Regions from separate parts of the Mus musculus genome. Here region 2 is linked to region 1. Evidence: chromatin loops called from intact Hi-C (ENCODE). Cell type or tissue: heart. All regions are shown on one strand. Each heading gives the region's core, and the rest is flanking DNA. Links, peaks and the distances in the headings are about the cores only.

What was found. Hi-C counts contacts between places; a loop is a spot of excess contacts. Peaks named below come from ENCODE experiments on the same cell type or tissue, not always from the same donor. Only the 100,000 strongest peaks of a DNase experiment are listed, where the experiment ranks them.
Region 2: a loop joins it to region 1, with 2.1 times the contacts of the local background. A loop is called at or near these places in 1 of 42 quality-filtered maps.

What each region holds. Positions count from the first base shown.
Region 1 is chr6:134,176,196-134,188,487 of GRCm38, forward strand. The region is part of intron 2 of Etv6 (ets variant 6); the gene reads left to right. It overlaps Gm52920 (a long non-coding RNA gene), which reads right to left and starts at 10,318. Exons shown (of 3, transcript XR_003956529.1): 1 at 10,215-10,318; 2 at 6,801-6,871; 3 at 1-2,930. In heart, for the core only: a CTCF peak has its summit at 7,577; a DNase peak (open chromatin) is centred at 6,506; H3K4me3 peaks cover 1,060 bases; H3K27ac peaks cover 4,647 bases.
Region 2 is chr6:134,095,947-134,108,238 of GRCm38, forward strand. All of the region lies in intron 1 of Etv6 (ets variant 6), which reads left to right. Among named protein-coding and RNA genes, the nearest start is that of Gm46978, 9.0 kb to the right of the region's middle. In heart, for the core only: no CTCF peak of the experiment used is centred there; no DNase peak of the experiment used is centred there; H3K27ac peaks cover 214 bases.

The DNA.
Region 1 (12,292 bases), core at 4,606-9,605:
AAACCTACCAATAGCTTTCTGAGAAGTGGGAAGAGAGCACATTTTTTGACTCTTGTATATGGTCTCCCCATTGATTGGTAATAGGGTTCAGACAGGACCTTGTTTTTCTCACAAATGTGAAGGTATTGCTCCATCGTGTGACCATATTTATAACCTTAAGTCTTTGTGTGAATTAATTTCTTGGTTGCTGGTTTGTCCTATGTGAACATTCAGTCCCCAAGTTCTACAGGGTCAGGATAGTGTGCCCTAATCTGGAATGCCCCTTTTAACTTGGAGATTCATTTCCTTCCATCCTAGGATATTTATTGCTATTTCATGTATGTGCCTCCCCCGCCCAATGGTTATTATTAGAAGGTTGCTTGGTGCTATTATTTTCTTATCTTTGCTCTTCAGTTTTTAACCTGTGTATTTGGTTTTTGCTGTTGTTGTTTTGGTTGGTTGGTTGGTGTTTCAAGACAGAGTTTATTTGTGTAACCTTGACTGTCCTAGAACTGGTTCTGTAGACCAGGTTAGCCTTGAACTCACAGAGATCCACCTACCTCTGCCTCCCAAGTGCTAGGGATAGAGGGATGTGTCACTACCACTGCCCAACTAGCCTGCGTTTTTTAAATTCCTGTTTGGGAGACTCGCTATCCCTTTCCTTCTAACACTTCCACTGAGTTTTATTTTGGAGGATTTTGTTTGTCTTTGTCATTGATTTGTGTGTGTGTGTGTGTGTGTGTGTGTGTTTATACACATTAACATGCATGCATGATCACATATTTGTGGACACACATTTGTAAGTGCCTGTGTGTTTGTACGTATGAGTGGAGAGCAGAGTTGGATATCAACATGTCCCTTTGATTGCTCTCCTCTTTATATACTGAGGCAGGTCTCTAACTGAACCCAGAGCTGACAGAATCACCTACTCTACCTAGCCAGCTTGTCACAGAACCCCTTTGTTATGGTTCAGTTTTTGTTCTTGTCCTCAAACACTGTGACCAAAAGCAGCTTGGGGAGGAACAGGCTTGTTTGGTTAATACTTCCATGTCCCCAGTCCATCTCTAGGGAAATAAAGTCGGGAGCTCACAACAGGAAGCCGGAGGCAGGAATTGAAACAGAAATCTTAGAGACATGCAGCCTACTGGCTTGCTCCCCATGGCTCCCTAAATTTGCTTTATCATATAATCCAGGACTGGGCCCTCTCCAGAAATCATTAATCAAGAAAACGTCCTAGAGGCTGGTCTACAGACCAACCTGATAGAGGCGTTTTCTCAGTTGAAGGTCTTTCTTCCTAGCTTAAGTGAAGTTGACAAAGAGCTAACCAGCACATCCCGTCTCTGCCCCAAGGTGCTGGGATCACAGGCAGTCTGCCATGACTGTTCATTTTCTGTGTGGGTGCTGGAACTCTGAACTCTGGCTCCTATTTTAGTACAGCAAGCTCTTTATCAGCGGAAGCATCTCCCCAACCTTTGTTGATATTTTCAATTGAGACATTTTTAATAATAATTCTTTGAGAACTTTATATGAAGTATCTTGCTCATATTCACTTCCTATTCCTCTCAGATTAATCAATTCAATCCTAAATCATTGTTTATAACATGTGTTGACACTGTTGTCCCCATGGACCTTTCTTGCCCACTGGTTCACAGCTGGGTGTCACCGTCAGTGACCCTTCCCACTCCACGGCAGCCAACGCAGTACCTGCTATTACTATGAAAGCTTGCCTTGAGGAACCTCAGAGCTTAGTACCAGCCTGATTTCTCTGTCTTTGACCAAATTCCATGCTGTCTTTAGCACTAGGGTCTTACCATCAGCATGTGGTGGGTGACTAAGAGCAGTGGGAATAGCCTGTATTGTTTTGGGAGTCTCTCGCGTACCCCCAGCCAACAACTGGAGGGAGTGTCCCACAGCATAGCCAGCACTGGGCCTTTTACTTGGCAATCTATAGCTTCTGGGGAAAGCATTATCCCCCATGCTGGATGACCTCAAAATTAAACTTCTTTTAGTGTAAAACTGCAATGAATCCTGTAAAACAGTAGATTCCTATATGGCATTTTTAACATCCACAGTGTTAGTTATCCCTCACTCTGCCCTCTCCTTCATCACCTTCTACCCCTCTCCCCACACAAATCTCTCTTCTCTTGTTGGTATTTTTGAAACCAGGTTAAACCGTGTAGCGCAGACTGGCCTTGACCATGCATCCTCCTTCCTCAACTCCCAGGAGCTGGAGTTCAGGACACATACACCTCTAGTTTGGCTTTTGTTTACTCTCTACTCTGTTTTAACTCAATACCTGGTGCTCTGTGTCCCTCTATCCCCATTTCAAGTTAACAGAGCCGCAGGCCCTAATTGAAAATCCTGGTCATCTTTGGGCTACCCCTGGAGAAGATGACCCACATGTGCATGTTATTGGGACACCATTAAGTAAATGCCAGCAGATTTGGAGCTTGACTATGCAGATTCCCCAAAGGTGGCTGTGTACGTCTGTTGACTTCCTCGAGGAGCAGCGGGAAAACAGAGACAGGAGGTCATCACACGTGTGTTCTTTTGGTCTCCGTCTGTAAAGTCCCAGTGAACCCCACCCAGTGATTCTCCTGTCAGCTCCGTCTGGTTCTGCTAGGATCAGAGCACATGCTGTAACTGCCATGATAGGGAAGGAACCCAGACTCCAGGTGTTCCAGATGTGACTGGTGCCACCAAACCCCCGTCCCCTTAAGATCTTGCCATGTGAACCTGCAGTTACCTCTCTGCTGTCATGACTGGACAGTTAGCATTCCTCTTTCTTGGATCTGTTGCATAGACCACCACTAACTGACTGGTCTGCCTCCATTGACTGGTCTGCCTCCATGTTTCTGGTTTGTTCCCTTTCTTCTTCTCCACAGGCCTGGTTGTTATTTCTTGTGTTGTCTTTGTCTTTGTGGGTTTACGTCTCCTCAAAAGTCTCTTTTCTGTTATTTTACAGGAGTTTGGGAAAGAGAAGAAAGCTAAAATTAACTTGGTCCCCTGATGAATTCTGACAGTCTCTCTGCCGTAGGGAGAGCGCCCAAAATGCACGTGTTCTTACATATATCAAAGTAGAACTTCTGAGGCAGGGACTCTTCCTCCACTGAAATTACTATCATTATTGATGAAGAGCATTGATGGTGGCTTTCCTTAGATATTTAACTCCTGCCACTTATTACATAGAATTCTTATAAGCTGTGGCTTAAGGGGCAGGTCCTTGTCACTTTGTTGGTAACCTTGGTTAAAAGAGGTCAGTGGAAAACTCAGAATTAAACCCAGCTAGGTATTCACTTTTACACTAAATTCCTATATTTCAATGAAGCATTCTTCTGTGAGTTATTAATAAAGTACTTAGCGTATATAGAGCATTCAAAGCTGAGATAGCACATATCCACCCCCACCCCCAAATACCCCCAAACACTGTGATTATAGAAGTGTGCCACCACACCCACAGTGACATGACAAATCTACCTCATGATCTTGAAAACAAATCCTGTGTTCCATGTCAGCCATACTCGGTCACAGTCTCTTGGGTGAGTTCCAATATTGAGACAAAATAGAGCTTCAGTTTTTTAGGAAATAGGTAAGCAAGGTGTTTGGGCAGCCTCAGGGATCGGGCATCACTGATAGAATTTAATGTGCTGAAGTTGGTGTAGGAAAGTGGTACAGTTAATAAAGCAAAGGAGGAAAACATGTGAGCAAAACCTAAAGTCAGAGTATTTGGACACAGCAAGGAAATAAAGCAATACTATGTATACATACACATATATAAATATACATATACATGCATGTGTGTATATATACATACATATACTCGTGTATATGCATATGTACATACATATATGCATATGTATCTATACTACACACATGCGTGAGTGTGCACGCGTATACACACACACACACACACACACACAATGTATAAAACCTGGAAACCAAGGCCCTGGTGGCCCAGCCCAGAGCAGTTGGCGGTACACTGCCTCTTTCTTTGAGATGTTTTCCCTCCTGTTTAATCAGCTCCCACCTGGTGAGAAGAAAATGCACAAGAGGCTCCCGTGGGTGGGTGCGCACTCCTGGTCTCCCACTGCCAGGCACACGAGTGTTAGCCCTCCCCACTCAGTGATGAGTGACGCTGAAGCTAATGCCTGTCTCAGAGTCGGGTCTCCTCTGCTAATGGTGCTCGATTCTCATCTGTCTGCTGTGAAACCAAACTGAGCTGCTGAGGGAAGGGAAGGGGGCTGGTGGAGCATCAACTTTTATTTGTATGTAAGTGACTTAGAAGGCTCTCAAAGGCGAACTTAAGTCATGATTAACAGCAGCTTTTTGTTTAAGTCGGTGTTGGGACAGTGTTTTGATACAGATCATGTCTGGGAGCTGAAGGGAGGGGTGGGAGACGCACACTGCAGAATGGCCAGGTTTATGCCTCTGAACATTTACATTTTTAAAAGTAGCTGGTGCGGTGCCACAAACATGGAATCCCCACACGTAGGAAGTAGGGGCAGAAGGATCAGGAATTGAAGGCCAGCTTTGGTTAGAGTGTTGATGGGCACCCTGGGCTACGCAAGTGCCATTCTTCAAAACACAGAAGCAAATTCTCACACTTTCTCCAAGTGTGGTGGCATACAACTATAACCCGAGCATTTGAGAGGATGAAATAGGATCTTGAGTTTGAGGTCACCTTGCTGGTTCACAAGGCAAATTGAAGGCCACCATCTAAAGGAGAAAAGGTGGGGAAGGACAGACTGAGAGACGAAAACAGGGTGGAGAAGCTGATGTCTGGGTCCAAGAAGTTCATCTTTATCATTTTTTTTAAGTTTTAGTTCAAATTCGGTCTATATTGTAGGGATAGTGGATAATGATACACTTGGTAATAAACACTCAGTGGGGACCAGGTGCCAGGTCCTGTCCTGGGCACCTGACACCTGATAATTCATTTAGCTATCACAGCTCTCCATTGGGAAGGATCTGGTATAATTAATCTCCAGATGCAAGGCACAGTCACTGAGGCACAGATATCTGTCTTGCTCACTTATACATTTATCGAACTTGGAACACTGCCTATTAGGTCACTATAGGGTCTGGGCTTGGAACACGTCATGGTCCAGGCAGAGGAGGACCAGGCATGGGATCTTAGACATCGAGTAACTTTATTAGGGGGCTCTTTGAGGTGAGTTTCAAGAACTGATATTAACCCTACAAATGGACGGTGCTATTATTGTCTTTAGCTAGGATTCGACCCAGGTCAGAACCTAGCAAAATGGTTTCTGTCTCTTGAATATCGCTTATCCCAATTGCTTAGAAGCAGAAGTGGTTCAGAGTTTGAGGGGTTTTCCCAGATTTTTTTTTTAAATATTTGCATATATACAATAAAACATCATGGAGAACAGACACAAGTAGAAACACAAACTCCGCCTCATGTATTCTATACAATGCCTAATTGCCATTTTATACTTTATGGAAGTTCCCGGCATCGGGACTTCAACGGTCACCTGAGGTCAGCTGCGGAATTGCCTGTCTGTGGCCTCATGTCAGCTCTACCTTTGTTAAATATCCCCCAAAAGAAGCTCAGAGAAGGACAGTTTTATTTGGCTCCCATGTTGAGGGGATACAGGTCATCATGGCGGGGGGCGGGTATAGCAGCAAGAGCCTGAGACAGTTTAGCTCACTTTCTCGTCACTGTTCAGTCTGATAATGCTGCTGCCCACATTGAGGGTTGGTCATTCTGCTCTTCTGGAAGTAACCCCACCGAGACCCTCAGAGGTGTGTCTCCTATGTGCTTTTAAGCCCTGTCACGTTGACAACTGCTACAAGACTTGCAAACTCTGTAGATGTAGGGAACATTTTGAGTCGTAGAGTGTGTGGAATTGGGACTTTTGGAGCAGGCATGCTTATCCTGCCTTCGTTTGCTCACTTTTGTCGCTGAGGATGCTCTGAAGCAGGACCAAGGATGAGGACTGAGTCTCTTCCCTGTTACCTGGTGTAGTCCTGTGCTATGTCCACGCCCCAGGCCTGGCCAACAGAGAAAGCCAGGAAGGGTGGAATAGGAGAAAATAGCACAGGGTGGTATGGACAGCGGGGAGATACATCCGCCTACTCCACTTCTCTGCCTCCCACTTTTCCTTTCTCCCTTTCCCCTTCTTCAAAAAGAAGTGGAAGCTGAGCTCATCCCAGAGAAATCTAAAATAACTGTCATGAGAAAACGGCCCCTCTGGAAAACGCCTTGTTCTCCCGCTGTTTGTAAATGTGAACCGCTCAGCAACTGGGCAGCTGCGAGGGTATAAATATAGCCTCAGCCCTGACGCCGGCTGAATCCTACTTTCTTAGAAGCTCGCTGGGAACCCACGGAAGTCAGGGAGCGAGCAGTAAAGCTCAGTCAATCCGTCAACCTCCTCTCTCTCTCTCTGTTTCTCTCTCCATCCTGGCCCTTAGTGTGGGTGTGAGGATAGAAGTAGCTCTGAGAGTGTGCTGGAAATAGCCCTTGGCACTGGATGCTGGTTAAGCTCAAAGACATCGAAGATGCTTCCTATATAGCTGCCCCCTGCCTGACCCTTAGACCTGGGCTATTTTGGCCATTCTGTGATCTCAAGAGCACGCTCTCAACCCAGCTGCTTGGGCACAAGCAGGTTTTCCAGCCTGAGCTCTGTCCGGGCACTTGGCGCCTCTCCGCTACCTCTGCACTCAGATATCTTATTCTGACTTGACTCAGCTGTCTAGAGCCCGGGGTTTAAAAATAGCTCTTGGTGCTTGCTGCAGAATGAAGGGACAGAGAGATAGCCTGGGCACAGGGAGGTCAACACTTGGGGCCCCTCTCTTCATACCTGTAGGCTTCGTTGGACTGGAGTTTTTAGTTTCTTCAAGTTGACTTCTAGACCGTTGGCCAATCACGAGGCTGCACGAGAAAGAAGAGATCTCTTAATATTTGTGGGTATTGGGTATTGATATTGTTTGGAGTCTACGCTATGGCAGAAGAGAGTCATTATTTTCCTTGGTGGTTCTCAGAAACAAACGGTACCTAGTTACCTTTCGGTGTAGACAGCAGAGTCGTTTAGTGTTATATTTATTTGCTTTCTCTTTCCTGTTTGGTGGTAAATGCTTGAAGAAGAGAGCCATGTACTTTCATTGTGTCTACCCACAAAACTTCAATAAATCATTTTACACAACTTAATGTGCTGCATGACCATTGAACTGACCACAATAACATTCGTTTAAGGCCCATGGCATTCCATTAGCAGATGGTGTGAATACTACATTGTTCACATCGTTCATTGTGTAGAGGTGGTGTCCAGCAGCAGTCTAAGAGAACTGTGTGTGTGTGTGTGTGTGTGTATGTGTGTGTGTGTGTGTGTGTGTGTGTTATGGTTTCTGTAGAACTAACTGAGCTACCTCTATCTATTTTAAAACATTTTTCTGAGGTTGTTTTTATTTTTTTCAAACTGATCCTCTTAGCATATTCATAAACATAAAGCAGGATCAGCAGGATCTGTTATTCAGCTCATCAGAATACATTGAAATTGCTACATTTAAGCCTGTATTCATTAGGGAAGACCTCGAAGGTCAAGGGCTAGGTTCTATCTGTGCCCTGGTGGTGGCATTGCCTCAGTGCAGTGTGAACCATCTTGGCCCCAGTCCCCATCCTTGGAACTGAGGCTCAGGTAGCGGGAGCACTCTAGCTGCCTTTTGCCCTGGTGATGAAGCGTGGTAAAAAGGACACTCTCCGAGGCAATTGGGGCAAAGAAGCCCAGGTAAACATCTGCTCCAGCACACTGAACTAAGGTTTGATAACACACCCCTCCTAATCATCTCTAGCTATCGATGGCATGGGCCAGACCCACTCTTACTCCCGAGAACAAAGAGAACCACCCCTAGTCTACAAAGGTATATACAGTGGAGTCAGCCACTTCACAGCGTTGTCTAAGTCAGAGCAGGGAAAATGTGAGTGTCAAACGGTGCTGGGTTAGGCACAGAGTAAGAGCTAAGTAAATGCTGGTTGAGAAGGAAACGGCCCCTGACTCTCGAAGCTGAGCAAAGTCACACCCTGCATTTGATCTCTGTGGCCAGAGCAAGTTCATTCCCTCGCCTGAAGATGCTCACATTACCCTGGCTACATTCTTTTATGTTTTTTTTTCCCCAAAACTGAAATGCAGTTTCACAGAGATGACAGGCAGCACCCTGGCCTCCAGTTCAGCCACCTGAGAGAAGGTGGGGGATGAGACCAGAAGGTGGTCCACGGTTATAATGCACTACCTCCCCCCACACACAGCAGAAAGGAGAGAGGTGTCCCGTTTCTGACCTTCTGGTCCTCGGCTACTGTTAATGTTCACCTGCTATGTGTGAATTCTTATCTCAGGGTTAAGTTCTTACTACCTCTACCCTTTCACCCAGCCCTCCTGGCCAGCCGCAGCTCATAGCTGGGTCGTGCTGCTCACACTTAGAAGGTGGGGAAACAGTCTGGGCTCAGTAGGGCTACAATGATTTATCTGGTGTCTGCATCAGACTATTAAGTGGCTGACTGAGGATCTGAAGCCAAAACCTTCTGATTCCCAACCAAGGAAGGTATGAATCAAACCATGGAAAGACACACACACACACACACACACACACACACACACACACGCCACCACCACCACACCGTCATTATGTCTACAGACCCTGAAGACAACTATCATCTCTCATGGGGCAGTCTACCACATCATTCACTGCTTTATCCAGGGCTCACCCACAACAGTCAAGGATGCACCAAGGCTGTGTATTGCCAGCTTTGGCATCTGCAAATTTTCTTTCATTTTCATAAACTGAGAAAGTGTCAAGGAGTAATTCCATGATAGAGCTTTACCCACTGCCTTGGGGGGCGGGGGGCGAGTTGAGACAGAGCTTCCCTAGATATCCCTGGCTGCCTTCACACTTGCTAAGTGGGCTAGGTAAGCCCAGTGGGAAAGGTTGTCAGGCCATAGGGGCAGACAATCAAGCATCTCACTATGGCTGGAGTTCAGACATGGCCATGAATTGAAGACGGAGCTTTAGTTTCTGTCGGCCTTACCGGCTGTGACTGGATTACAAGAGTGCTCTGATACTAGCTCATTTTATATGATCTGTTTGTGGATTTGATGATAGAAAGAAAAGAAAACCCCTTGCTTTTTATTACCATACATGGACAAAATTCTGAGGTTGTCCTTCCAGGCTTTCCTTACCCACTAGCTATTATTTGGCATGCACAGTCCTTTGTCCTAGGATTGCAAAGACAAAAAAAATTGTTCCTGCCCTCAAGGGACTTGTTCTCCCCTGGGGAAGACAGATTGGTAACCCCTAAATTAGAACGCAAAGCATTTGGGTGAGATTTTATTATGTCTGTGGCCCACCCGTAGGAGAGAAGCGACTGATTTGAAAAAGGAGGCAGGTATCTGAGGAAAGTAGAAGTACAGGTGGTCTGAGGACAGCAAAGAGAAGGGAGGGTATGCGCTTCATTTGCAACCCTCACAGGGAGCGGATACATGGAGCTGAGGAAAGTGAAGCTATAAGAAAAGCCTAAGTGAGAGGGCAGCCATGAGAAGAGCTTTTAAAGGAAGGATTGTAAACAGCAGTAGAGGGGAGGAATAGGGCCCGGCACTCAGTTTGGTGGTGGTGGTGTTTATAGTGGTAGTGGTGGTTGGTAGTGATGGTGGTAGTGGTAGTGGTGGTAGTGGTAGTGGTGGTAGTGTTGATGGTGGTGGTGGTATTTTTTCTTCTTTTTATTCAGTTCCATCTACTGTAATTCTAGATTAGAGAGAAGCTACCAGAATGTAAAGTGTTCATGCCCCTTGGGCAGCTCTTGCCTCTTCAAGAAAGGGTACGTGGTGCCTCGAGGCAGAGATCTAAACACTAACTCCCAAAGACACATTATATCCTGGCATCATATGTTTTAAAAAAAAATGGGAAAACTTTAAAATCTCAGTCATTTCAAGCCATATTTATAAAATCCAGCCTTTATGCAAGTATCTCTAAATGCTTTGAAATGGGCCTCTTAAAATAAATCTGCATACCTTCATTCTGTACCGCAAATAAAGTTTAAATGTTGCCTTCCCGAGCTGTGGCATTTACGTTCTTACGCTTGTCAGATCTCTGGAGTCCATTTTGCTAGTATTTGTTTTTCTTCGAGATAGGAGTTAATTTTGTCACAGTTTCTTCCCCTGACAATAACTGCAACTTTTTCCCCCCCTGAGGTAGCTTTCCCTCCAACCGTTTCTTGTTGTTCTTACCCAAGACTCAGTATCTGCCAAAACAAATGTAAGAGAGTGATAAGTGCTGAGAGGAATGTCTGTTGGACCACAGGAAATTTCCTGTTCAGGAAGAGATCTTGGGAACTTCCTGTGGAGGAGTGCATTATGGGACTTCTGGCTGCCTGCCCTTGACCACAGCTGCAATTAACTAAAGGCACCGGGTGGGGGGGCGGGGGGGGAGAAGAGGAGTCAGCTACCCACAGACCTTTATTCCACGTACCCTGAGGAGAGAATGGGCCAATGTGGGCTCAAAGCAAACCAACTGGCTCCTGTGTAATAAGTCACTCTGTCACTCTGTCTCCTTTGTGGCCTGCCCAGTCTTTTCACAGCATTCCAGATACCGTATCAGGGTTGTGAAAACCAACACTCAAAGTTGTGTTAGCCATGTTTACCCCTCTATGCCCCCCAAACCTGGGTGAGCAAGAAAGAAGCCTTGAACCCCACCAGATTGGAAACCCTTAGCTGGTTTATTGTCTACTAGTGGGCCTTATTCGGGCTTAGAATTCATGATGCTTCCCTCTGACTCCCTATCCCAGGGAAGACATGGAAGAGGAAAAAGAGGACACTTTGGCTCTCTGGCATACCCTCATTCCATTCTGACAACATGAAGGACGTGTTGAGAATTCTAAAGGAAAACTGAAGCACAGTGCTGTTCACAAGCAGGTTTCTGACCCATGATTCATGCCTTCCCTCCTGATCCCTGAGCTGGGCACTTCATCCAAACGCCTTTTCTTTATATCCTTGCCACCTTGTCTCTGGGGATCCATCTTGGAAGCGTCGGCACCCAGGCCTCCACTTGGTGGCACATGACATTTGAACCTTTCTGAGACTTTGGGGATTTCTGGCATTAGGAGGAGGGTTGAGCACGTTAGGGCTGAAAATTAACCACGTTCTGGTCCATGTCTGAATAGCCCGAGCTTCTGTCCTGAGTGCTCTAGATCATCCGTCTCTTATTCCATCTGCATCGTTCTCTGCTGGGATACACATCCCCTGTTCATACCCGTGGGTCATCTCTGAACAGGAACGAATTTCTGCGTTACAGTAATTTGTGTGTTCTTAACACCCATTGGAGGGAACTCCTTAGGACAGAGCTTGTTTGCCTTGTGCTATATGATTAATAAATTCTTGTGAGCTTGGATTGCATTGATTTTTTTTTTTTTAAGGAGGAAAGTGCCAAGGATGTCTTTAACGTGGGTCTTAAAAGGGCCTGGTGCTATTACTATGCTTGTGATACTCACAGTGACTAGGCTCTTCTTTGTTATTAGTGAAGGGGTGTGTGTGTGTGTGTATGCGCGTGCACGCGCACGCTTCCCTTTCAGCAGGTTGCCATGCCACAAGACTGCATCTTTGAGTTTCCATTCTCACGACTGCTTTTCTCTTCAGAGGTTGGATTGTCCTCTTCTCTCTTGCTGGTTCTCTTCTTTTCTGCCACAGATGCTTGGATGCCAGCCTGACTTTGTTACAGTCCTGTAAACAAAAAAAAAAGCCGTGGCATTGCCCTATCTTGAATTCCCCCAAATCCCTATTGGAAACTGTGATTCAATTTTTTTCCTTTTAAATTTTAATTATTTTTAATGTACACATAGAAATTGTTGATATTTATACCTTGTGTGTGTTTAGTGGAATGGCTGCAAGTTAATGAGTCTATTAGCTCACGTTTGTGTGTGGGGAGGACATTTAAAATTCTAAGGGATTTTCATGTATACAACGCATTATAATGAACTGAAGCCGCCATATTGGTGCAAGAGATTTCTTGCTGGCGATCGTGCTCCTGTCTCGCCCCCTACACACACAACCTGTCTCTGGATTTGTTTCTAATAGACTCTTGTTGTGTAGCCCAGGCAGGCCTAGAACTCAAATCATCTTGCCTCTCAGTGCCTTGAGTCGTGAGATTGCAAGCACAGACAGCATTTGGAGCCTTTAACCAGTATCTTCCTTGCCTCCTCTCTCTATCTCTCTGTCTTGCTCTGCTTCTATGACTGTCATGATTTTGGATTCCTTGTGCACGTGAGATCGTGTGATCCGTCTCTTTCTGAGCCTGGCTTATGTCACTTAGC
Region 2 (12,292 bases), core at 4,006-9,005, 81 kb before region 1:
ACTTCACAGGTCATGCTACGCCACACAGTTGATTTGCAGAATGTCCTTAGGTTAGGAGGCCTGCAGTGTGTTAATTGGCTATGACAAAGGTGTATGGATGAGTCTGGCCTGGGCTATGGAAAAGATGTCGTGACTTTCTGATGTAAAGGCTTCTTTTTGTGGGCACTCGTGCTTTCTTACTGTCTGTTCCCCCTGAAACCCCATGGGTCTTTTGGCCCCTCAGATGCCTCCACAGTACCAAGACACGTTTATCCATCCCCTCCCAATGCACGTGCCCGCTCTTACCTTTGCTGTTCCATGCACGCCTTCTGTGTAAAGCCCTGGTTTTGCTTGTCACGAAAGAGTTATTGAGCTTCCCTGAGCTCCTGTCCCCTGGGATTGAAGCAGACACCAAGCCTTATTTATTATGTGTCAGCATGTGACAGATACAGAGCCAAGTGCTATACCTGTTTGTTTCGTCCCGGTGTCACAACCACTCGGGTGGCTGCCACAGTCATTACTCTCACTGTGGAGTGAATAGAAGGCAAGAGAGTTACAGGAACAGGTTTGAGTTCATAATCTCTCCCCGAGCCTTTAAAAGCCTGGTACGATCTATAAAAGGCTCCAGATACCGGCTAATGCTAGTATTATAATTTTATTATTAAATGTTTTTTACTTTGAATCATGTGTTTGGTATTTGTGCATACGAGCACAGTGCCTATGGAGGCCAGAGGAAGGCATGGGATCCCAAGGGGCTGGAGTTATAAGCAGTTAATGAGCTGCCTGATGTGGGCACCGGAACCCACACATAGGACCTCTGCAACAGCACTATGTGCTTTTAATTGCTGAACCCCCCCCCCCCCCCCAACTGTTGCTATCATTAAAACATGCCGGTTATCTTGAGGCCCTATCCTCTTAGTTAGAGGATCCAAACTAATGGAAGTTGCTGGTGGACATTATTGTTCTTCTTAGAAAGTCTAAGTTATTTGAAAAAATGCCCTCTGACTGGCACCTACAGTCCCTGGGCCTCAAGTAGAAGTTCTATGGGAGACTTTAGGACAGATGGTTCTGGGGAGGGGATATGGTCACTAGCCTCCCCTTAAATAGAAGTGAGCATCCACTTCTGTATTTGCCAGGCACTGGCATAGCCTCATACGAGACAGATATAACAGAGTCCCTTCAGCAAAATCTTTCTGGCATTGTGCAATAGTGTCTGGGTTTGGTGGCTGATTATGGGATGGATTCCCGGGTGGGTAGTATCTGGATAGTCCATCCTTTTGTCTTAGCTCCAAACTTTGTCTCTGTAATTTCTTACATGGGTATTTTGTTCTCTATTCTAAGGAGGAATGATGTATCCACCCATTGGTCTTCCCTCTTCTTGATTTTCTTGTGTTTTGCAAATTGTATCTTGGGTGTTCTATGTTTCTGGGCTAATATCCACTTATCAGTGAGTGCATATCTAATGACTTTTTTATTATTGGGTCATCTCTCTAAGGATGGTATCCCCCAGGTACCTCCATTTGTCCAAGAATTTCATAAATCCATTGTTTTTAATTGCTGAGTAGTACTCCATTGTGTAAATGTACCACATTTTCTGTATCCATTCTTCTGTTGAGGGACATCTGGGTTCTTTCCAGCTTCTGTCTATTATAAATAAGGCTGCTATGAACATAGTGGAGCATGCGTTCTTATTACCAGTTGGAACTTCTTCTGGGTATATGCCCAGGAGGGGTATTGCTGGATCTTCAGTAGTACTATGTTCAGTTTTCTGAAGAACCTCAGACTGACTTCCAGAGTGGTTGTACTAGCTTGCAATCCCACCAGCAATGGAAGGATGTTCCTGAGTCCTGTGACTTAAACATGAATATAGAGGATTACTCCTCAGAAGTCCTGATGCTATGTCATTTCCTTGCATCTGGGTCAGCACTTTGGAGGAAGACATGAATAGTGTTGCCCAACTGTTCCCCCACAGCCTCTCTGGGTGGGATTGCATCTCTGACCACTTTCTACTCTCTCCCCTCCCCCACTTTCTGCTTATTGGTCTAGGCTCCAGCCAGCATTCTGCCACGTTTTGTTGCCTGATATCAGTGACGGTAATTTCCCTCCATTTTTTCCCCCTAGTTTTGTTTAGCCCTCAGGTGGAGGTTTGAGACCTGGCACCCAGAGAAAGTGAAGAATGTTTCTTGCTGTGCCCAGGCCTTATTACATCCTCTAATCTGTCTTAAAGTATATAAGTGCAGTAGATAACATTCCATATATGCTTGGAATTTAGCAGTTTAATCTGATCAGTGACTTTTGATGAAATGTCAGCTACAGTGGTGGGAGGTGGCCTTGGGTCATCCCTTCCTACAGACATGACCTTGGCAAATATCACAAAGACTTATCAGTTGTACCCTAGATTAGTCAGGATTCTCCAGAGAAGTAGAACCAATAGCAGACTTTTATTGAAATTGGTATCAGTAGATTAGATAGGTGTGTATGTGTGTGCGCGCATGTGGGCATGCGTGTGCGTGTGTGTGTGTGTGTGTGTGTGTGTGTGTGTGCGTACCTGTACAGAGAAGGAGAGATTGATGGACACAGAAGTTGGTTCTTAAAGGATTATCTCATGACCTGGTGGTGTTGGACGACTGGAGAGTAAGGGGAATGTTGATGTTGTAACTTCAAGTCCAAAGGCAACTGGAAGGCTGGACTCCCTGTTCCTCAGAGGACCTCAAGTCCTCATCTCTCAAGACCGTCCACTGGTTGGGTGCAGCCTACCCATATTACAGAGAGTAATGTTGCCAGTTAGAGTTGGGGCTATAGATAGTTAAGGTGTATAATACTTGCTTAGCCTGTACAAGACCCTGAGTTTATGAATTCCTAGTACCACAAAACAAATCTATTCATCTGTTGATTTTGATGTTCATTACACCAACAAAAAGTATCTTTATAGAAGTGTCTGGCTGGTAATGGCTCAACTATGGATTATTCTGACCTAGCAGGGTTGACATGGTATTAACATCGAATGTCTCTTGGCTTGAGTGGGCATCCACTGCTGACCAGCGGTCTCCAGCATGTCTGTCTTTTCTCTAGTTTTGCTTCCTTGGCTGCTTCCCCGACCCCCTTACTTTGCTCTTTCCCTCTCTGACACTACTCTTTCTTTTTATTGCCTGATGTGGGGCATGTGCGGAGTACAAAGTAGAACAACTCCATAGGTGGTTAAAGATGTTGGGAAGGGGGCAGATCTTGAAGTTAGTCGGCTGGGACACGCAGATTTGTGATGCTAGGAAATGGTCCTGCTTTCCCTGGGATCTGCTCAGTTACCTCTGAATGGTAAGTGGAATGGTAGTATTTCTCTGTTCAGTTCTTATGAGCTGACACTTGATTTGATTATCTGTGTTTGATAATTAGGATGTTAGGATTTTTTTTAAAAGATTTAAGTCATTGTATTAAACTCCTTCAGTTGGTTGTTGTTTCAAATGTTTTTGTTCTTTGAGACAGGGTCTCACTTGGTAGCTCAGGCTGGACTGGAGCTTAGGCTCTTCCTGCCTCAGGCTTTCCAGAGTTCTTCATGTTGTCTAGGTTTTCCTTTGAGACTAGGTAACGTATTTTACGTAGTTGTAAGCCTCTGTTTCCATGGGCATCTACTGGCTGTGCCTACTAGTTAGTCCCTTCTACTGTTTCACACCAAGCACACTCTGGCCTCAGAGCCTCTACGTGCTGTAGTTCACAGAGCTAAAATAACTACGTGCCATATTCCTTGAGTTTAGTTTCAGGCGTCTGTTCAAATGGTCACCCCCACCCCTACCCCCTCACTCCCCAGGAAAGGTATTCTTCAACCTCCTAATACAGAGTCATGCGCACTCTGGATCTCCCCGCTGCTTTCCTTCCCTTGTTTCTCCTCAGAATTCTTACCAGATGCGATACTTGTTTTTCTGCCTGTCCTCCCAGTAGGATAATGGTTATCCACCTCAGGTATTCGTTGGAAATGACTTGGATGGTGCTTAAGTCTTGATGCCACACTATACGGCAGACATTCAACTAGAGACACTGGGGGAAGAGATTTAGGTGTTAGCATTTCCTCATACCCCAAGATGACACCTGTGCGCAGCCAGTGTTCGGAGCCAGTGCCCTTGCCTGGAACCTTGTGATGAAGAGAATACGGAGTGGCGTGTTCTCAGCAGCAGCAGCAGCAGCAGCAGCAGCAGCAGTGGGGAGTGGATTTGGAGGGCAGTGTCTCAGCCCCTCCCTGACCTACCAAGGCTACTTGTGCTTTAGGCAAGATCCTGGATGATTCATTAGACAGAGCCCGAGAAGCCCTGTACTAGAATAGAATGTAAGTCAGGGACTTCATTTGGCTTGCTGCTGCGTTTTTGAGTCGCATACCACTTTTATGGAATGGCTGAGTAAATGAATAAAAAATTGGTGATGAGAGCAAGTAGTTGGTAAGGAAGAGAGAGGTCAGGGAAGATGAGGCAGTGGACCGTGTTCCCAGGCAAAGGTAGACCAGGGTTGCCTTTCCTTGTCCTCAGCTCTGATTAGTACCCACCAGTCTTGGGCATCCCTTCAGCTTCCCTTCAACTTGCTGGCTTCACCAGAGTGACAGCTGACTAATCAAAGATATTGTGATAATGAATTGCCTAATGACCCAGTCCTGCTTCTCCTCTCCGAGCATAGATTTGATTAGAGGCCTGCTGAAACCAATTAACCAATTAAGTAAATAATTCAGTAAGACTTTCTGGACTGCCTACTGTATGTGTAGTTTAACGCAGGCCCAAGAGACAAGAAGCTAAGGTAGGGAAGACGTGACTCTTGGCCCAGCTGTAGAGACACCATGCAGGTAAGTTATTATAATTGGAAGGGAAACAAATAGCCAGTGATATAACACACTTGTAGATGTGTAGGTAGATTGCCACCCAAGGTCAAGAGTAAGGGATTGACTTTATGAGAGGGACCAGAGTAGACCTGTTGGCGGAGAGGGAAGGGGACATTTGAATCTGTCATGTGAGAGGCTGGAACAGAGGGCAATAAGACATGCTTGTGGGTTTGATTGCCACAAGGATTGTTAGAAGGCAATGAATATATTGAAGGGCAGTTCTGAGTATAAAGAAGTCGACTGTGGCCTGTGGGAGGTGGATTGGAGATGGGAAACTGGCCTGGCCTGACCCAGTTTGAAGATGAATAAATATAACATAGAAGTTAGATGATGAAGCCACGGTCTTGTACAATGCTGCTAGGAATTCTTGGAGTGATATGAAATTGTTTTAAATGACTCTATAAGCATATAGACTGGAAATGGCAGTATTATGATTGTAGGTTATTTATCTTTCCTTGTCTGTCTGGTCAACAGGACTATGAAATTGAGCCTTCTCATTTTCTTAGAGCTTTTGAGTCCAGAGTATGATTGTCTTGACTCTTACTTTGAGGATGATGAAAAGTCTAAGGAACAAAATGATCACCATGACTAGAGCTCCTTCATGATAGGCACCAGTCACCCTTTCCTTGGAGACACTGTCCCAAGACCCACAGTGGGTGCCTGAAGACACCAATAGCATCAGATATTGTGCTTGTCTGGGTCACTGAAATAAAGTGACTATTTTTTCCTTCCAAATATACCTGTAAATATTTTTAATTGGTAAATGAGGCACAGTAAAATATTAATGAATAATAAGATAATTATAACAACATAGCTTACAGATTACTTAATTCCAGGATTTTTCCATGTGACATTTTTGGTCAACAGCTGACCACAGGTAACTAAAACTGAAGAAGAGGCACATTGCAAATAAGCATGGGAACTGCTGTTTACTGTCATGACGTTTATAGACACAGTGTCATCTACACTACTCACCACAGTCCTGTGAGATAGGGGATGAAGTACTTTTAAAGGGCAAGGAAAACCGAAGCTGGGGAGGGCAGGTAACAAACATACCCACAGTCACATCACTGACAAGTGGTCTTCTGGGCCTGGAGCCCAGCTCTGCCTCTCCTAAGCTCTGCTCAGTGGCTGTTCTGTCCCTTTGATTCCGGCCTCATTCTCCCTGCCCAAAGAGAGTTAGCCTTAAAAGGGCAGCCATGATTTTTCTTATTTTTGGGATGAAGTGGAGTTTTGATGGTCTGAAATGGAAGGTTTCTGACAGCTGATTTCTTTCTATAGCTTTTCTCACCATTTCACAGTGTGATATTGATATTTGAAAGTAATGAAGTTAGGATCTTTAAAATATACCTAAAATTTGGAGATGGAATTGAAGCAAAATAACCCAAATGGGAGAATTCCCTTTTTTTTTAACAAAATTTTTTATTAAAGCTTTTAATGTACATGTTTGATATGGGATGTGCAGATACAATATAAGGATTTTTACACACCATTATACTTATGCATGTATGTGTATACATCTGTATGTGTGTATATGTATTTGTGTATGTATGTTTGTATGTATAGTATGTGTGTATGTATGTGTTTATGTAAACATACATGTCATAATACACATGGAAATGAGAGGTAAACTTTGTGGAGTTGGTTCTTCCTTTCCAAATCCCATGAGACCCAGAGATTGACCTTATAGGTAGTCAGGCTGGTTGGCAGGCATCTTTGCCCACAAAGCCATCCCACATTGGAGCACATCTATCAGGCTGCTGAGTCACTGAATCAAGTTCCTTACAGTGATCAGTAAGGACTCCATAGCTTCTTGCCCTAACAAGCAGGAGAGCTTTGGAGAGAGCTGCTTCCTTCCACTTACAGTGGTGAGCTTGCAGGCTTGGTGAGAAGGAAGTTGCTAAGTTCTCTGGGCCTGTCACTGAAAAGCATTACCCTGTCTTCAAAGATGATTTGAAACCAAATACGTGGAGATCATGGCTACAGGGTGATGGAGTAGGAAGGCTTTTTTTTTATTAGGCCCCACTAAGACCACCTGACCAGGCTGAGTCTCTTATGCCATGCTCACATCTACACTGGTGTTTGTATTAGTATTTAAAAGAAACTGCCTGATTTTAGGAAATTGGTGGATATGGGCAGAATGGAACTGGTTCCTCTCTGGTTCTAGGAATACTCTGTATGCTGTTGGATGCTCGTCAAAGCGGTCTCTGGGTATCTAAAGCGTCCCCGTTGCTCTGTCATGTGCCCTAGAAGGGATCACACCTGCTTCCCCCCAATTCTGTCACTGTCTCATTTTTCTTTTATATGAAGGGTGAAACCATCACTGGAGCCATCGTATGGCTATGCTTATTGTTTCGTGGATCTGTGTGATTTGGTGCCATTTTCTAGTCATCAGAACCATGGGCACCTTAGTGGCCTTGAAGCTCTTATACTCAGTTAATAAACTGCCCAGCCATTTATCCCAGTCTTCCGGCTATGGAGAGGTACCTTGTAGACTAAACTAACTAGGTGATTTTGATGGCAAGGGTCCATCCAGGCCAGGGCCAGTTTGGGAAGCAACAATCCTCATTTGTGCAAGTGTTTGAAAAGGCAGGTTGAGGGTGCTTGGAGCCATCCAGGGACACAGATAGCATCCCCCAAGTGTAGAGAAGCCTCTGTTGGCCTTTTGGTCTCTTTTCTGTCCACGGTATGCTGGCATTGCTCTTGTGCTCCAGTAGTCTGCAGGGCTACATTTTCTCCCTTTTACCAGGAATCAAGCAACCGACTTCGCTTTCCCAAGAGCGGCCAGATCAGGAGGGAAGCCAGCCGCATCTTCGGCTTTGATGCTGATTGCTTCAGCTCCCCTCTTTCATCACCTACTAGGATGCGCAGGTGGCACTAAATGACACATAGCCCATAAAACATATCTGCTTCCTGCTGATCTCAGGGTTCTGGAGGAGAGGCCATGAGCTGGGATTAAGATAGACTGTAGTTACAAGCAGGAAGCTCGGCACTGTGGAGTACTTATGTCTACTAAGTACATAGATCATTGCTCTATTTGATAGCTGTTTTGCCCCGATATACTACAGTATGTTGTAGGATGTGTCTGTGTGTCTGTGTCTTTTGAGTAAAGCACATCCAACCATTTCTAGCTGTGATGTCAAGAACATTAATAGAAGTCTTGATCCCATGTGCCTGCAGGTGCTCATAGAACAGTTATGGTAGCTCTCAAAGAAACAGTGTCAAGTGGTAGATGGTTCAGTGGTAAATTACTCTTTGCCATGCAGGCATCTGAGTTTGTATTAACAGAGCTCATATGAAAACCCCACCCATGTAGTTCCAGAAACAGACAGGCCAGTCTGGGGGCTCACTGGCCAGCTAGTATAGCTAGCTCCTCAGTGAGCCGTAGCTTAAGTGAGGCACCCTGTCTCAATAAATAAGGTTGGAAGGGACTGAGCCCCTTTCAGCCTCTGGCCTCTAGTTGTCCATGCATGAGCTGGTCTCTCTGTGTACATGTGTGCATGTACAAACACATGTGCACACACATATGCACACAGGAGTACACACTCGTGTATGGCAAACGGAATCATGGGAAATAAACCACCTTCTTGTGTACTGACTTCTTTGACATACTTTTCTGAGATTGCTTCATAGAGGATATACTGGGAGTTTGCCTCCACCTTCTAGCCTGTGATGTAGAGTGGCCCCCAGATTGTCCCAGCTTCTGGTTCTGAGCATCCTCAACTATTGTAGCAGACCTTGAACCCTGTGGAGGCTCCAGACAGTAGACTTAAGCACTTGGGCCTCTGGGGAACTGCCTGGAAGTAGTGTTCGAACAGCTCTTTTTAGCTCCAGCTGAACAGATCAAACAAACAGAATGCCACCCTACAGACAAATGCCTGTGAAGGGGGAAAGCTACCATGCTTCAGAGAGAGGGAGAATATGACTGAAATTGAACAAGGCCATAGTTAAGGATTTTAGAAAGATTCAGGGAGGTTTTTTTGAGAGGTGGTGCCTCAGGGTACATGTTATTCTGTGCCGTTGAGAGGCCCTTGTGGTTCCCCATCAGTCCTGGCAGGTCTGCCACATTTCAGGCCCAGTGTTACCCCCATGCGAACCAGCTTATTCACCTCAGTTCCTAGCTTCCCAGCAGGCTCGAGCATATCCCTGCTGCTTCCCCAACTTGCTAGATGGTTCAAAGAAACTGACCAGCTGCCTATTTGGTGGGACCCAAGCAAACTGCAAGTCTCTGTGTTTAAAAATGATGAAGAATTTTTAGGACATCCACAACAGAACATTACAACAAGCACAAACAAGTGCAGGGCCCCTGAGTGGCTGTGTGGGTCATACCCACAAAAGCGGTGTGGTGCTCAGACCTGTGTTCTGCGCAGGAATTGGTTTTTGAGTTTTTGTGACTCTCATCTTTGTGAGGGCCTCTGGCACCTGGGACCTGTGATTCTGGAAGTCATTCCAACAGGAATTACCTGAGGCCAACCGAGGCTGTATGGAGAGTTGGTGTTTGCTTGGGGGAGTCTCTGAGGATCATGAGTATGATTTCACTGGCATGCAACCAGGGGCAGAGCAGAGTAAATCAAATAAGTTGAAAGATTACACGGAAGAAGTTGACATGATCCTAAGGACTGTTCCTGGAGTCTGCAGGTGTGTAGCACCGCAAAGCTGTCCTTCCATAAAGGACAATGCTCCTTGCTCTCTCTGACTTATAACCTTTGAGCAATGAGGTGCATAGAAGACATTGCTGCAGGCCCTAGACCTATGGAGGATACTGGTCTTTTAGCTTTAGAATGTGATAGAGACAAGAAGCGCTATGCATAGATATACGAAGAGAGACATTCTTGTCTCAAATCAGTACAACTGCTTGTAGTGTTTTCTGGCACGGAGCCAAAGCCACACGGACTTGTTTTTTCCCTCACAAACGAACAGTAATGAAGTAAGTTGGCCTGCAGTTTGACAAGGCTCTAGATAAAGATGCATTTGTCTGTGGACAACAGTGTTCCTTGTAGTCGCAAACATGCACGTCGTGGCTTTAATTTTTTTTTCTGGGTACATTGTAGTGTTGCGGGAAATATCCAGACTGGGGAGAAGGGCAATGACAGGTTGTTAGTGCAGTAAACCGGTGACGCTGAGGCAGGGGCCTGGAGGAGCAACAGGAAAGGGAAGAGAGATAGATGGTTCCACCTCTGATGTCTCCCCTCTTCTCTCATGAGAGGGTATTGGTGACTTCCCTCCCTTAAGTAGGAAGGTCATGGGCACCAAAGACTTGTTGGCCTTAAGCCATCCGGGAAGTGAGGGAGTTTCTCACCAGGGCCCGGGCTTCCACCATGCAGGAAATGCTGGTCTGCTAATCACTAATCAGAAGCATAAATGGGACAGTGTCCGTGTGTACAGATTTGGCAGAGAGGCAAAAACTGGCGGTTATTTGTATTAGTGATTACTGAAGGGGGAAGAGTTGATACCTGGAGATATTATTAGCATGTTCAGGCATAGCCTGAAAAGTCCCAAAGAGCCGTCAGCACAGCCGTCCCCAAAATCAGCTGCGGGAGCAGTGTTCGAGACAGTTCCTGGCAGAGGTAAGAACCCGTGTCTGAGTCTCTGTGTGCATGGTGTAAAGGGATTTGGGCTCAGAAGGGTAGAAAGACAGTTCTGTGTTCAGATCTTATGGCAACGTAAGAGATCTGGGGCTTAAAATTCTCTAAGCCCCGTTTTCCCTGTCTGTAAAACCAAGGTTAAAAAAAAATGTGCCTTACACAAACTGTTTAGAGTTGAGAAGGCAGTGGTTCTAAAATACGGTGCTGATGGCCTCTCACCCAGCATATGGCTGGCACACATCACAGGGAACGGCAGCTTTCTTATCTTCCTTTCTTGACCATGAAGGTGCAGTTATTCGTTTGGGGTGTCGAAACGTGGCCTGGTGGGTTAAGATGGGATCAGCCTTCAGAGCCTTTTTGTAGGTGGTCAGAGTTACCTTTGACGGTGAGAGTTGTGAATGCTGTCATTGCAGGGTTACATCAGGAAATTCTAGACTCTGAACATTGTGCTTCTGTTTGCTCTAAGACAGGACAAGGCAGGCTTAGTGAGTCTGGTCATTAGAGACAGGGAGCGCATGAGAAACTGAAGCCTGTGCTTTCTAGTGTTTCATTTCACCCAGTAATGTTTCTTGTCCGGCCGGCCGTTTGCCTGGACTGCTAACAAGGAGAGAAATCGACAGGTGTGTTTCCATTCCTTGTGTTCCCTCCTGCTTGTCCTTAGGAAAGGTGCTAAATTCAACACAGCATACTAGTGTTGAAGAAGAGAGGCCCTGTCATGCATGTGTGAATAATTGAATTCTCTCTAGCGAACACAGACACACCCTCCAGGCATTGTCAGAGTCTCTGCACAAAAGCAACGCTGTCCCTCTTAGGTTTCATTTTTTTAATAGGTAGGTTTGGTACAATATAGCCCTCTATGTCCACCCTCTGATGTTTGCATGTTAGGAAGGGGTCTATCCATTCTGGTTCTAGCCAGGACCTTACCTGCTGCTCACCAGCCTGCCTACAGTGCAGTTTAAAGGCAGGTAACTCAAATGCTTTCTCTACGGACAACGAAAATCGAGACCTTCTCTTCCAGGACCAAATCCTCCGTCACTCCCTAGAGGAAGGAAAATGGATGCTCCTTGTGTTCTGACCTTGCCCATCACTAGGCTCGGCCCATTCCTGTGGGGAAGCAGTGTTTCATACCCTACGTGACTTAGCTGGTATGTGGAGCGACGCTTCAGTTAGTGCCGTGGCGCTCAAGCTCTGTTGCCCGTCAGAGTCGCACCAGTGGTGTCGTACGGACGTTTGTGTGAGCCCTCGCCTTGAGGTTTTGTTTCAGTAGCTGTGGGGTGGCAATCTGCGAAGTGCCAAGTTCTAGAGGCTTCACTTTAGAGCTGTGGGGTGTGACGGAGGTGACAGAATGAACCCAGAAAGCAGACTGCCTGGCCTGAGTCTGTGAGTTGATGATCATCGTCACTTGGCACTTAACGTCATCTTTCTCATTTGCAAAACAGGAATGCCGTTGTGTCTCGGGGTTGGGAGTATGACATGAGAGAGTCCTTCAGATATTGCTGTGCCAGCTATTCAGTAGCATGGCTCCTCACAGGCTCCCTGTATGTTAATTGTCTCTGAGCACTTAAGGCCTGCCAAAGACTAAGCATTCACATTGCTAACCCCACTCCCTCCCTTCTCCTTGCCTCCCTGACTTCTTCTGTCCTCTGTCTCTCTGTAGCCCTCCCTCCTTCCCCTCCCATTCTTTCTTGCCACGGGAAACAGTATCATAACGCAACTAATAAAAGTCTAAATGTAAAAAGTGATATATGCGTTTGTTGTCCTTAAGTGTGACCTTTGGACGTAGGCGCTCTGTGAGGACAGTCTACCTTTTTGTGTCTTTTATCCAAGAGTGGGTACTGGACACCTTATTGGAGCTCCATGGGAATTTATTGCA